Regions from separate parts of the Mus musculus genome. Here region 1 is linked to region 2. A link is a contact called in ENCODE POLR2A ChIA-PET data. All regions are on one chromosome and are shown on one strand. Each heading gives the region's core, a stretch centred on a gene start or an enhancer-like site at or near the end of the contact. The rest is flanking DNA. Distances are from core to core; before and after follow the strand shown. Region 1 holds the start of Tmeff1 (transmembrane protein with EGF-like and two follistatin-like domains 1). Region 2 holds the start of Tex10 (testis expressed gene 10).

What was found. ChIA-PET counts read pairs that join two places held with the same protein, here RNA polymerase II (POLR2A).
Region 1: POLR2A ChIA-PET joins it to region 2 with 31 read pairs in embryonic stem cell. The contact joins the promoter of Tmeff1 here to the promoter of Tex10 in region 2. POLR2A ChIA-PET finds 5 or more read pairs at or near these places in 5 of 5 experiments (Patski and embryonic stem cell).

Annotation. Positions count from the first base shown.
Region 1 is chr4:48,582,636-48,587,977 of GRCm38, reverse strand. It overlaps Tmeff1 (transmembrane protein with EGF-like and two follistatin-like domains 1), which reads right to left and starts at 2,804. Exons shown (of 10, transcript NM_001356272.1): 1 at 2,337-2,804. The coding sequence starts at 2,508.
Region 2 is chr4:48,471,296-48,477,013 of GRCm38, reverse strand. It overlaps Tex10 (testis expressed gene 10), which reads left to right and starts at 3,551. Exons shown (of 15, transcript NM_001355740.1): 1 at 3,551-3,748.

The DNA of each region.
Region 1 (5,342 bases), core at 1,555-4,054, 110 kb before region 2:
TGGACTTGCCATCTCAAGCTGCATTTAACACAAACGCATCGTGTGCACAAACTGGATTACTACAGTTCTCAAACTCATCAGCCAAAATGTGCATTCGCCTTCTTTGTCCCAGAGAGTTCTAACAAAAATCTGTCGTTATGCCCTGGAATGATGTCATTATGCCCTGGAATGATGTCTCAGCCATTAAGAACACTTGCTGCTCTCACAGAGGACCTGAGTTCAGTTCCCAGCACCCACATGATAGACAGTCCAGTTCTGAGGCATTTTCTTCTCCTGCCCTCTTCTGGCCTCTGTAGGCACTGCATGCATGTGAGATATATCTATTATATGTATAATATATATAATATTATATGTGTGTGTACAGGTAAAACACATAAAAATAAAATATAGTTAAAGTATACCTTAGTCCTTGAAAACATTGAACAATATAACTTATTTACATTCATTATTGGTGACAAATATTTCTAAAGGAAGGATGAGATATTAAATCTAAATCTGTTTTAATTGAAGAAACTAGTGAAAAAATTACTGACTTGCACCCAAATTTCAGCTCTGCAGCAAGGGCTATGGCCTCCAGATGAGCCCCCTTCTTTCCACACCGTGTGAGTGCCCAGTCCTTTCTGAACACTTGCCCCACGCACTAGGACAGAAGCAGAGAGGGTACACACACACACAAATACACACACACACAAATAACCGTAACACATCACCCAGTAAGATATTTTGACAGCGTGGTCACCTAAAAAAGGTAACCATCATTTGGTACCCCAAAAAAAACCCAAATCACTCTGATTTACAAAGAGCTTATCTTCTTAAAGAGTGACGGCTTACTAAAGCGTCATCCCATCCCAATTACGATTAGAAAAATAGAAGAGAGTTTATGGGTGGAAAGGCTTTTAATGGGCATGCCATTTTTATTAGTTCTCAAAACCTCTCATAAAACATACCATATGAAAATTACTAAAAAAGGTGTCCCCCACCACAAAAAAAAAAAAAAAAAAAAAAAAAAAAAAGGCCAGCATAAAGCCTCTTTCGCCTAAATCACTGTCCTATAAACATAGCCCCTTCACGAACTCCCAGGCTGTCTGTCAGGCCCCCACTAGCTGACTCTATCGACTCTCAGGTGCACCCCTCCTCCCCGCTTCAACCCTAGTTAAAAGGACAAGTGCTGGTCTGAGAAGTGATAAAAGCCCAAGTGAGCAAGGGCTGGCTTATGACCACTAGGTCTGCTGGGCCAGCTGCAAGCAGACCTACCCTCCCCCAAGAGAACCCGGAAGCCTCTGCTCGCCCGAGGGCCTGAATCCCCTGGCTCCCCTGGGACTCTTTCCAAAAGGACGGGGGAACTTTACTGGCCGGCCCCCTCCTCCCCTGTGTCATCCATTAAAACCCCAGCACGCTCTTTGTTTCCAACAGCTGTGGGAGGGCAGGCGGCCTTGGAGAGAGGGGAGAGGTCACTTACTCCCTGGCTCCCCTGGCTGCCAATCTTCCAGGTCCTCCTGCAAAACACACACACCACCATTGCCTCTCTTTCTACACCACTTTAATTAACCCGGGGTTACTCTAGCTACACAGGGGCACTCTCTGAGACCTAATTACCTTTCATACCCAAATCCCACACAAGATGACTCCCTAGCTCCCTCCCTCTGTCAAACTGGGTTCACTACTGGGCTCTCATCTCTTCACCCTATATACGTACTCCAGCGTGGTTACCTGAGCCTCAGGCTTTGTCCAGACACAACCAACAAAACACTTCCTGGGCCCTCCTGGGACTCCCTGCTGCCCTGATGCACAGAACCGTGGACAGATTTGGTCCCCACTGCACCCCTGAACCCAAAGGACAAACATAACCACTCCTTCTTTTTACCGGCATTACCCCTCTTAAAACCCAGGAACTCTTAAGAACCTCCCCACCAACACATGGTCAGTTCTCAGGCCCTTATCCTCAGTCCGCCAGTTCCTCACCATCACACTCACACACAAACACACACACACGCACACACTCCCCTTGAAGCCTAGCCGTCCTCCCTCCCTTGGGGCTTCACAACACTTTACACGCGCTTCCACGAGCAAACCCAGGATCACTGCTCCGTCTCGCGGAACCTCACCAGCTCACCACGCCGCAGGGCCGCCCTAGTCCCGGCCACTCGACACCTACGGACCCACAAACGACCACTCCCCATCCCCAACCCAGGTCCCCAAAGCCCGCACCGCGAACTCTCGTCCTGCCCTCCGCCCGGCCCCCGGGACTCCTCAGCACCCTGGTCCACACCGGGTCCTCCCGCGGCCCAGAACGGCGGAAGGGAGGAGCCCCAGAGGCGGGCGCCGGCGGCTCCTACCTGAGCAGTTGCTCTTGCCTCTGCCTCCCGGACAGTCCCCGCCGCCGCCCGCGGGCTGGTTGGACGCGCGGCTCCCGGGCAGGCAGAAGGCGAAGAGCAGAAGCACCGACGTGTAGCCGCAGACGGCGAGCGGGGGCGCGGCCGGCAGCCGGAGCGGCGCCTGGGCGCCCATGCTGTCGCGGCCGCACGGCGGGGAGCTCAGGGAGCGGCAGGCCGGGCACACCGGCCCCGCGCCGCCTCCTAGCAGCCGTGCAGCCGCCCGGGGCAGCCCCGCAGCATCCCCGCCAGGCCCCGGCCCTCCGCGCTCGGGACAGCCTCGTTGGGAGACCCCGGCGCGGGCGAGGGGCGCGGGCGCGCGAGGGCAGGGAGCGCGCCGCGTGGGGAACACGGAGCTGGGGCGCGCGCGGGGGGCGCGGGGCGGGGACGGACGCAGCTTCTAGCTCGCAGGCTCGCCTTCCCTTTGTGTCCGCGCGGCTGTCGCCGCCGCGTCACAAAGACCCCGGCCCGCCCGGTGAGGGGCGCGTGACGGAGCCGCGGGCGGGGAGGGAGCGGCGACCCCGCCCCGCGCACACCCCCGGCGCCGAGCTCCGCCCCTCCCGGGGAGCCATTGTTCCTGAGGCGGGCGGGGGCGCGGGCCGGGGTCGCCGATCCCTCCGGCTGGCCGGACGGCGCCGAGGATACTGGAGAGAGCTTCGGGACGGTGTCTCAGAAGCCCTTTGTGAGCCTTTCCCACGCGCCTTCTAACCCTGCACGAGCTCGGGTGGTCTTTCGTGTGTTTTCCAGGTGGAGTTAAAGGCAAAAGGTGACTTGTCCAAGGTCAGTCACATCCCAAGAAATGGGCAGGATCGGGATTGGTACCTAGTGCTCACTCCCGCTGTGCACTTCTCCGGGGAAAAGGCTTAATCCCCAAGACTCGCCCCACCGGGTTCCTGGATAACTACATCTCTCGGCTGAATCTTTAAAGTGCGTTGCCCTTTCCGCGCATAATAGCAAAGATTTAGAGCGGATTTGCTATATCCAAGGCCTAGAGGAAGCTCTTAGCCTGTATCCTCTCCAGTTCTATTTCACAGCCCTACAAAGGAGTTCCCATACTGGTTTTCTGCCTTCCCCAAATCAGGAAGTTGGGACCAAGAGTCTTCCAGCTGTCTGGAGCCCAGTACAGTCCTCTGCAGCCCTCACCTTGCTAGATGATAACTTTACACAGGCAATAAGACCATAGGCCAAATTTTTGGAAATTTTCCGCTTTGTTCGAAGTCTGTTATTGTTGCCCACTTCAGAAGGAATTCTAGAATTTCATTGTAAAATTAAGAAAATTGCAAAAAGGACACTTGAAGAAAGCTACAATCTAAATACAAAACAAACACTGAACATAGAAGTAAAGACAAGGAGGCTTTGAGAAGTCCAGGCAAGGGAGAAAGCTTTGGAGACCAGCAAGAGATAGCCGGCAGCTGAGAGCCCAGGCTGCTTTTGCAGAGGCCCCAGCTTGGATTCCCACAGCATCACAACCATCTGTAAACACTGTACCAAGAACTCTCTTCTGGCCTCAAAGGGCAGTGTAGGCATGTGGTATAGATATGCATCAAACAAAACACCCATATACATTACAAATAAACTTATTTTCAAAAAAAATTTAAAGCCACTAGCAACAAAGGGAAAGATATTTAAACCAAAAAGTTACCCCTCTGGATGATTATTAAAAAGTTAGAAAGACTGACAAACTTAGCACTATTCATGCATACATTTTGGAGGGCGCGGCAACCTAAATATGAAGAAAAAAACTAAATTTGTTTTCCTAACAATACCAATATTGGAATTTTTGCTTTAGAGATGGTTGAACAAGACACAACAATGAATAAAGGAAGATTTTCATGACAGCTTTTGTGTAACAGTAAAATATGACCCCGGTGGTCATCTTTGTGTATAGATTTTGATAATGATTAGGTTAATGATGAATGGTATAGAAACAGGGATACTGGAGACTGGAGAGATGGTTCAGTGATGGAGTCCTTCCTAGGTTTGGTTCTCAGCGGCCACATCAGGTGATGCCCAACTGCCTGTGACTCCAGTTCCCGGCAGTCTGAAGCACATAAACCCATATAGGCACACATCAATAAATAAATGCTCTTTAAAGAAAAGAAAACCTTTCTTTTCTAAACTATACATATGTACCAACCCAAAGAAAGAGCAAGACTGCTTTACCCCATTACATTACCACTGACTCTGGAAAAGAGGATTGTGGGTGATAGGTACTTGCCGCTCATATTTTTCTGTTGAGTTTTTTTTCAATGAAAAGGTTTTGTCATCATAATTTTAAAAACTATTTGCTGTTAAGTTGCACATCTGCCATGCTTTTTATCTAAATAGATCTGCATCTCCAACACCGTCTATAGTTTGCCTCCAGCCTCTGAGCTGTTAGCCTAGCACACTTCCTGATGCACTGAACCAAGAGTGATCCCAGCCCCTGCCTGCTCAGCCACAGCAGAGGCCTCCTCCTGTGGCCCAGCTCCCAGCAGCCTCTCTGTTAAAGCTTAATGTCACAGATGTCTCCTCCATGAACAGTGTCTTCACGCTCCCAGCCCCAGGATGCTGCCTTATGCAAATATTTCCATTTGCCTGCTAATCCTAGCCCAGGCAAAAATACTAAGAGGACACAACCTTAGTTTAAATTGAAAGCAAATAACCCTAGGTCTTGAATCACAATTCGCATCTGGATCCTTTTCCAGATCAGCTAAGGAAAAAGTCAAAATGGAGTTCTCCACATTTTTCACATTGGAAAAGATTCTGCGAGGGGACTTTACTCCAGGGAGAAAGGATCTCTCTGACTTTAGTACTACTGTGTCAGAAAGGAGTTCTCATTTTATTGTTTGGTCAAAGAAGAAAAAATATTTTAGAGGTTACATAGAAGCCCTATCATACTTCTTAGTATTTGTGATTGCCAAATAACAGATAACTAAAGGATGTGGAACTCCTATGTAAAATCCACCCAGAGAGTTTAAAAGGAATGTA
Region 2 (5,718 bases), core at 2,302-4,801:
AGATTTCCAAGAGGGCCAACTTGTTCCTCACCCTCCTGACTTGAGCCAAAAGCCTGGCAGCTTAAAATTAAGGCTTTGTAAGATTTTGTCTCCTATTGGGAGACAAAAGCCTACAAAGCCCAATAGGAGACAAAATCTGAGATAAGCCAATAGGCCCCCTGCTGATGGACAGGCTCAAGGCCTGCTTAGGCCATGTCACACAACAGTTCTGGGCCAATCAAACCGTTCTAGCTTTCTTCAAACTGACCAACACTAAACACTTGAGAGGACCACTAGGCCTCAAGACTGGATTTGTGCTTTGCAGTGGGTCCTTTTTCTCTCTGCATCTGCTCATCCCCCAATAAACATCTTTTCTAAACCGTTGTTTCTGTTTGCCGTGCTACGTATTGTGCTTCAGATTTTTCCTGCCTGAATACAAACCTGATCAAGACCCTCAGGCTGTCTCATTTCAAAGACCCCTTAGTTTGCATTATTTATGAAAGTAGGAAGCTTGAACACATACACACAGAGGCATACCTACAGGGTAGTCGATGTGCACAATACAGAGAATAGGATCTGCAATGAATATCTAAGGCTTCCAGGAGCAAGGAGTGGAATAGGGCAGATTCTCTCTCTTAGTCTGAAGAGCAATCAACATTGTTGATGTCTTGATTTCTAGTGACTCCAGTCTCCAGAACTGAAGGCCAATGTATTTCTATTATTTTAGCCAATTGGTTTTGTAAGGGCCAAAGAAATGAACACTTGTGTGGCCAATTAGCGAGTGTTAGGAATACACTCCTCTTTACATTCTAGAATGCCTGTTTACTGTAAACAGTGCTTTTCTGGCCTAGGTCAAGAAATCTTGCTAATTAGTATTGTTATGTAACAAAGATCTCTAAGTAGATATTCCTTGTAATTGTAGAATTTGTCACTTACAAGTTGAGAAGTCCAGTCTTTATGCTCACAGTTTTCATGTTTTAGAGTAGAGACAATAAACTAGCAGCCTGTTCATAACTGTTTTGTTGGCACACACAGTTTTAAAACTCAGGGGGAATGTTATCTGTTTGGCAATTGTGTCAGTCACTTTTTATGGCTCTGACAAAAACCACCTGAGATAAACAATTTAAAAGAGGAAAGATTCACTCTGGTTCATGGTTTCATAGGGTTCACTTCATGGCCAACCGGCTTTGCTGGTTTGGCCCTGTGGCACCTAGAAAAGACAGGCTCACTTTGAAGTGGCCGAGAAGGAGAGAGAGAGAGAGAGAGAGAGAGAGAGAGAGAGAGAGGCATACTCAAAAGGGCCAGGAGCGCTTCACCCCCACCAGCCTTTCCTTCTAACCAAAACTACTTCTTATTGCTTATTCAGTCTGAACTTATCAATGGTAAGCTAATTAAATCATCCATGGAGTTAGCGTCAATCACCTCTCAATGGTGTGGTTAGCTGGGGACCAACTTCAAATCCAAAGAACACTACCCATATTTAAAGACTAGATTTCTTATAAACATTTCTGGGGGTTTAATTTTGCTCTGCATTCCTTCAGGGTAAATATTGCCCATTGTTCGAAAGTGACTGCTTTTTTTTTTTCCCACACCATTAATATTTATATTAGCCACACACAAAGCCACCAGGCCTGCTTTTCTCTGAGTCTATAATCTCTGTTCTACACCAAAATAGGAAACAAAAGAACTATGGCTGAACATTACCAAATAGCATGTGTTTTGTTGATATTTATTGTGGGCCTACTATGCTCCATACACTATTTTAGGTATTTAGGATATAGACTGAACCAAACAGAGGTGCAACATGAAACATATATTTTAGTGGTGAGTGAGGGGGACAGGTAGTAAGCGGTATGTAAATTATACAGTACATTAGAAGGTGGTACACCCTAAGAAAGAAAAATGTTGAGCAGAGGAAGGAAATGTCTATATGTAGGACAATATGTTATGATTTTTAATTCAGGCCACCAGGATAGGCATACCTTGAAGGTAGAAGATGTTTGAGCAAATTCAAGTGAGGGAAATTTGTCCAGTGGATTTACTGGGTTGTGTACTTCAGGCAGATAGGAATATAAAGAAAAGGTCTAACTAGAAAGATAAAGGGGTACACGTCTCTTGTATTTAAGGAGAGCAAAGAAGTGAAGGTCACAGGAACAGAGAGAAAAGGGAACATAGCAAAACAGTGCTCAGAGGACTGCAAAGGACTGTTCCAATATGGTAGGATTTGAGGCCATCAGAAGGACTCTAGATTTGGGGGGGTAAGTGACATGGGGAACCACCGAAGAGTTTTATAGTGACATGCTTTGCCATATATAAAAAAATATTCCGAGAACTGCTCTGCAAATGTTAGACTGTATGGGGTCTAAGATGGAGAGAAATGTGTTCCCGGCTCTTTCCTCTGATCGGGGTGATGTGGACCTTGAAGGTAGCCAGGGAGATGGTGATTAATAGTGGAAGTCAGAGCCAGCTGGTTTTTCTCCTGGGTTAGAAGCCACATGGTCTCAGAAAGATGCCAGCTTTTAAGGTTTGGCTTGAGTAACTGGCAGGATGGGATGCTATTTAAGGTGAAGAGGTTGTAGGAAAATATTTCAGAATGGATGTGCAGAGTTATCTTTTAGTCCTTGTTGATACTGAGATAGATATACATTGCAAAGCTGAAGGGAGAAGTTCTGAATAAGCTGGTAGCATTTTGGAGTTTAGGGGGCATATCTAGGTGGCATAAGCCTTTATAATTTTTTTTTTATTTTATAGTTTTACATATAATGTCATCAACTCCCAAGGCAGGTGCGGTGGGGGAGGGGAGGTTGTCTGTGTGGTGGCTTTTTGGCTTTATTCTTTATTCATTAACACAGAGGAGGTGTGACCTTAATTCTGATGCTTGGGTCTCCTGAATTTAGTTATTATCGTTTTATCCCTACTTCGTATATTGAACCTCAATATAAGGTATTAGGCTTTTCTAGTTCTTATATGTAGGAAGCTGCAAAGACAAATTTGACTCTAGGCTGACACTCTATCTGTATGCTTTTCCTTATATGTGGCTAAGTCAATCTTTAGATGGTTTTGTTTTCAAGATTTCTTTCTTCACATCTTCTTTGTAGGCATTTTAATGTCTCAAATTTCTCTAAATCCACTTACTTTGATTAGTAGAAGTTAATTATATGCTGAAAATGTTGAATTGGGGAAAACCCTGTCCTAGGTTTCCGGGACTCTGCCACAAGGTATAGTTTGTAACCTCTTAGCATTTGTCTATTTGCCTTTAGTCCAGGTTACCCTTCCCAGAAATGCTATCTTTGCTGTCCGAAACTTTTTCCTTCCTCAATTAAGCTCAGTTTATACTTTTCTCTAGCTCCAGGTTTGAAGAACTGAAGTCCTTGGGGGGAGAAGACCGCCTTTCAAGCTGTAACCAGCCAACATCCTCCAAGCCAAGGATGCTGGAAGACCTGACTCGGCTTGCTGGACCCTAGACCCTCCTCTCTTTCCTCCAGCTTCCGGCGCAGCCCCTCTTAGAGGGGGCGTGGCGTGCAAATCTGGACCCGCCCTCCGGCTGCGCGCGATTGCGACCTGCGGTCACGTGAGCGCGGCGAGGGAGGGCCCCCACTTCCGGGCGGCGGAAGGAGACGCGTCCGCGTGAGGACGAGGCGATTTGAAAACACGCTCTGGGAGCGAGCGGAAAGCCTGCGGCCGGCGGTTCACGGCGTGCTCCTGCGGGGCTTGACGGTCGCTCGCTCTCCGCCGCGTCTCCGCGTTCCGGGTCCGTCCGGGCTCTCAGGTGAGCGGCGTCTGTCTGTCCTGCACGGCTCTTCTGGGGCGCGGACACGCGAGGCCCAGGCGGAGGGACGGACTGTGGCGGCGGGTAGGGCGGCCGGGGTCCTAGCTGTCCCCCCACCCCGAGCGTGAGAGCCGGCCGAGGGGCTTCCGAAACGCCTCAAGCGGCCGCGGTCCGATTCGGAGGCTCGGCGGGTGTTAGGCCGGCGTGTGGGGGTCGGGCCAGAGACTCCACTCGACGTCCACTGAGGTATAGGAACCATGGTTTTTCTTTGGGAAAAAAAAAAAAAAAGACAAACGGAGTTTCCATTTTTGGTGTGCGAGCTCGAAAACGGGCGGGCGGATCTGATCGCTGCCCTCCTCCCCCTCCCCTTGACGGAGGACCCTCTCTTTCTGCCCCCTCGAATTTGGGGAACTTTGGAGACGCGAAGGGTTGGAGAGAATCACCGTAGGCCAACTGCTGCAATGCTTACTTTCTCTCCTTGATTTCTTCCTTTCTTTTGGAGAGCGGGAATAGTTGGAAATAAGGAGGAAAGGTAATGGGCTGGCCGCAGGGCAAACTACTTGGGAGTCTGCTTAAGTTGCAGTCTTTCTTCCGCTCAGGTTAGCATTAAGACTGACCTGCAGCAGGCATGTGTATGTGTATGTGTATGTGTATGTGAGTTTTCAAGCTTACCAAAAAGGTGATCAAGTCCAGTGAGAGCTCAGGCTCCGAGGCTGGAGTTAGCTTCCTTGTACTATCTACTGCTGTAAAAGTGGTCTAGTCTAGTAGAGCTATTTGACTTCCAGTGTTACGAAAATCTTTAAATGGAAATAATAGCAGCATCTAATGGAACTTTAACCAAGTTCCTAGTGGGAAAAAAATTGTCAGTATGTTTCTGTAAATAATTGTCGAGATTTAAAAGTTATTAGCCCTCATAATTTTCCTAGCAGACTGATGAGAGTGTACTTGAAGTGATACGGCACAACTTACTGAGAATGAGGTCTGATGTAGATTGCTAGAGACAGACCGACCGACCCATCATCACACGTGAAAGAGTGCCTAGAGGATAATGCAAGATGTCACAGGGTCAATTTTTCTTTCTTGTGAACCGTTTTCTTTTATCTCTGGAAACACTACTGATAAAATTGTAAGAAAAAACTTACAGAGTATGCTTGCTTAATAGGTAAAAACCAGCTTTGTATTAAAAGGGATGAGTCCCGGGGCTTTCTGGGTGTGTGAGGCTTGTATGTTTGGTAGGTGTTGGTCCTGAGGCTGACTAACACATGCATGTGTGCTTGAAACAACTGTCAGCTTACAGCTCTGGGTATGGTAAGCATGGACAGGGCAATTACTTATTTAATCTGGTAAAATCTGGTAACTGTACCTTGGCTTATAGATACATAACCACAGTAGAAAATATGTTTGGATAAGAATCACACCGATTCTAGAAATAGTTTTTTTTTTTAAATGGAGATGGTATTTTGCTGTATTGATCAGGTTCCTCAAAGTGCCTGAGCTCAAGCAGTCTTTCTGCAGGTCTAGTATTGACACAGGCAAATGCACTGTGCTCCCTTTAAAGCCAGCTCTTAGCCTCTTGTGTAGTAGGCAACTTCTACTTAAGGGGTCCTAAGGTCATAAATCTATGAATTTGGATATGCTGTCTTAGCAGAATTCATTCATTCATCCATTCATTCTATCAGCACTGTAAACTTTTATTTATTTACTTTTAAATCTCCCATGTGTAGCATTATGACTTTATGACCTAAGGTAATTCTGTTAGACCAGAAGTGCTCAACTGGGTGTGCAGTGGAAGACAGAATTTATTATTTTTGAAGAATGTGAAAGGAGCTTTAAGAAAAGCTGGAGAGGGTTGTGGGAGCCACCTGAGTGCCTGCCGAGGCTTGGTGCCTTGGCATGGTTAGGGAGTGCCCCATTTATAAAGAATAAGAGCAAGGAAAGCTCCCTGTCCTTGTCACATCTGTGTGTAGAAA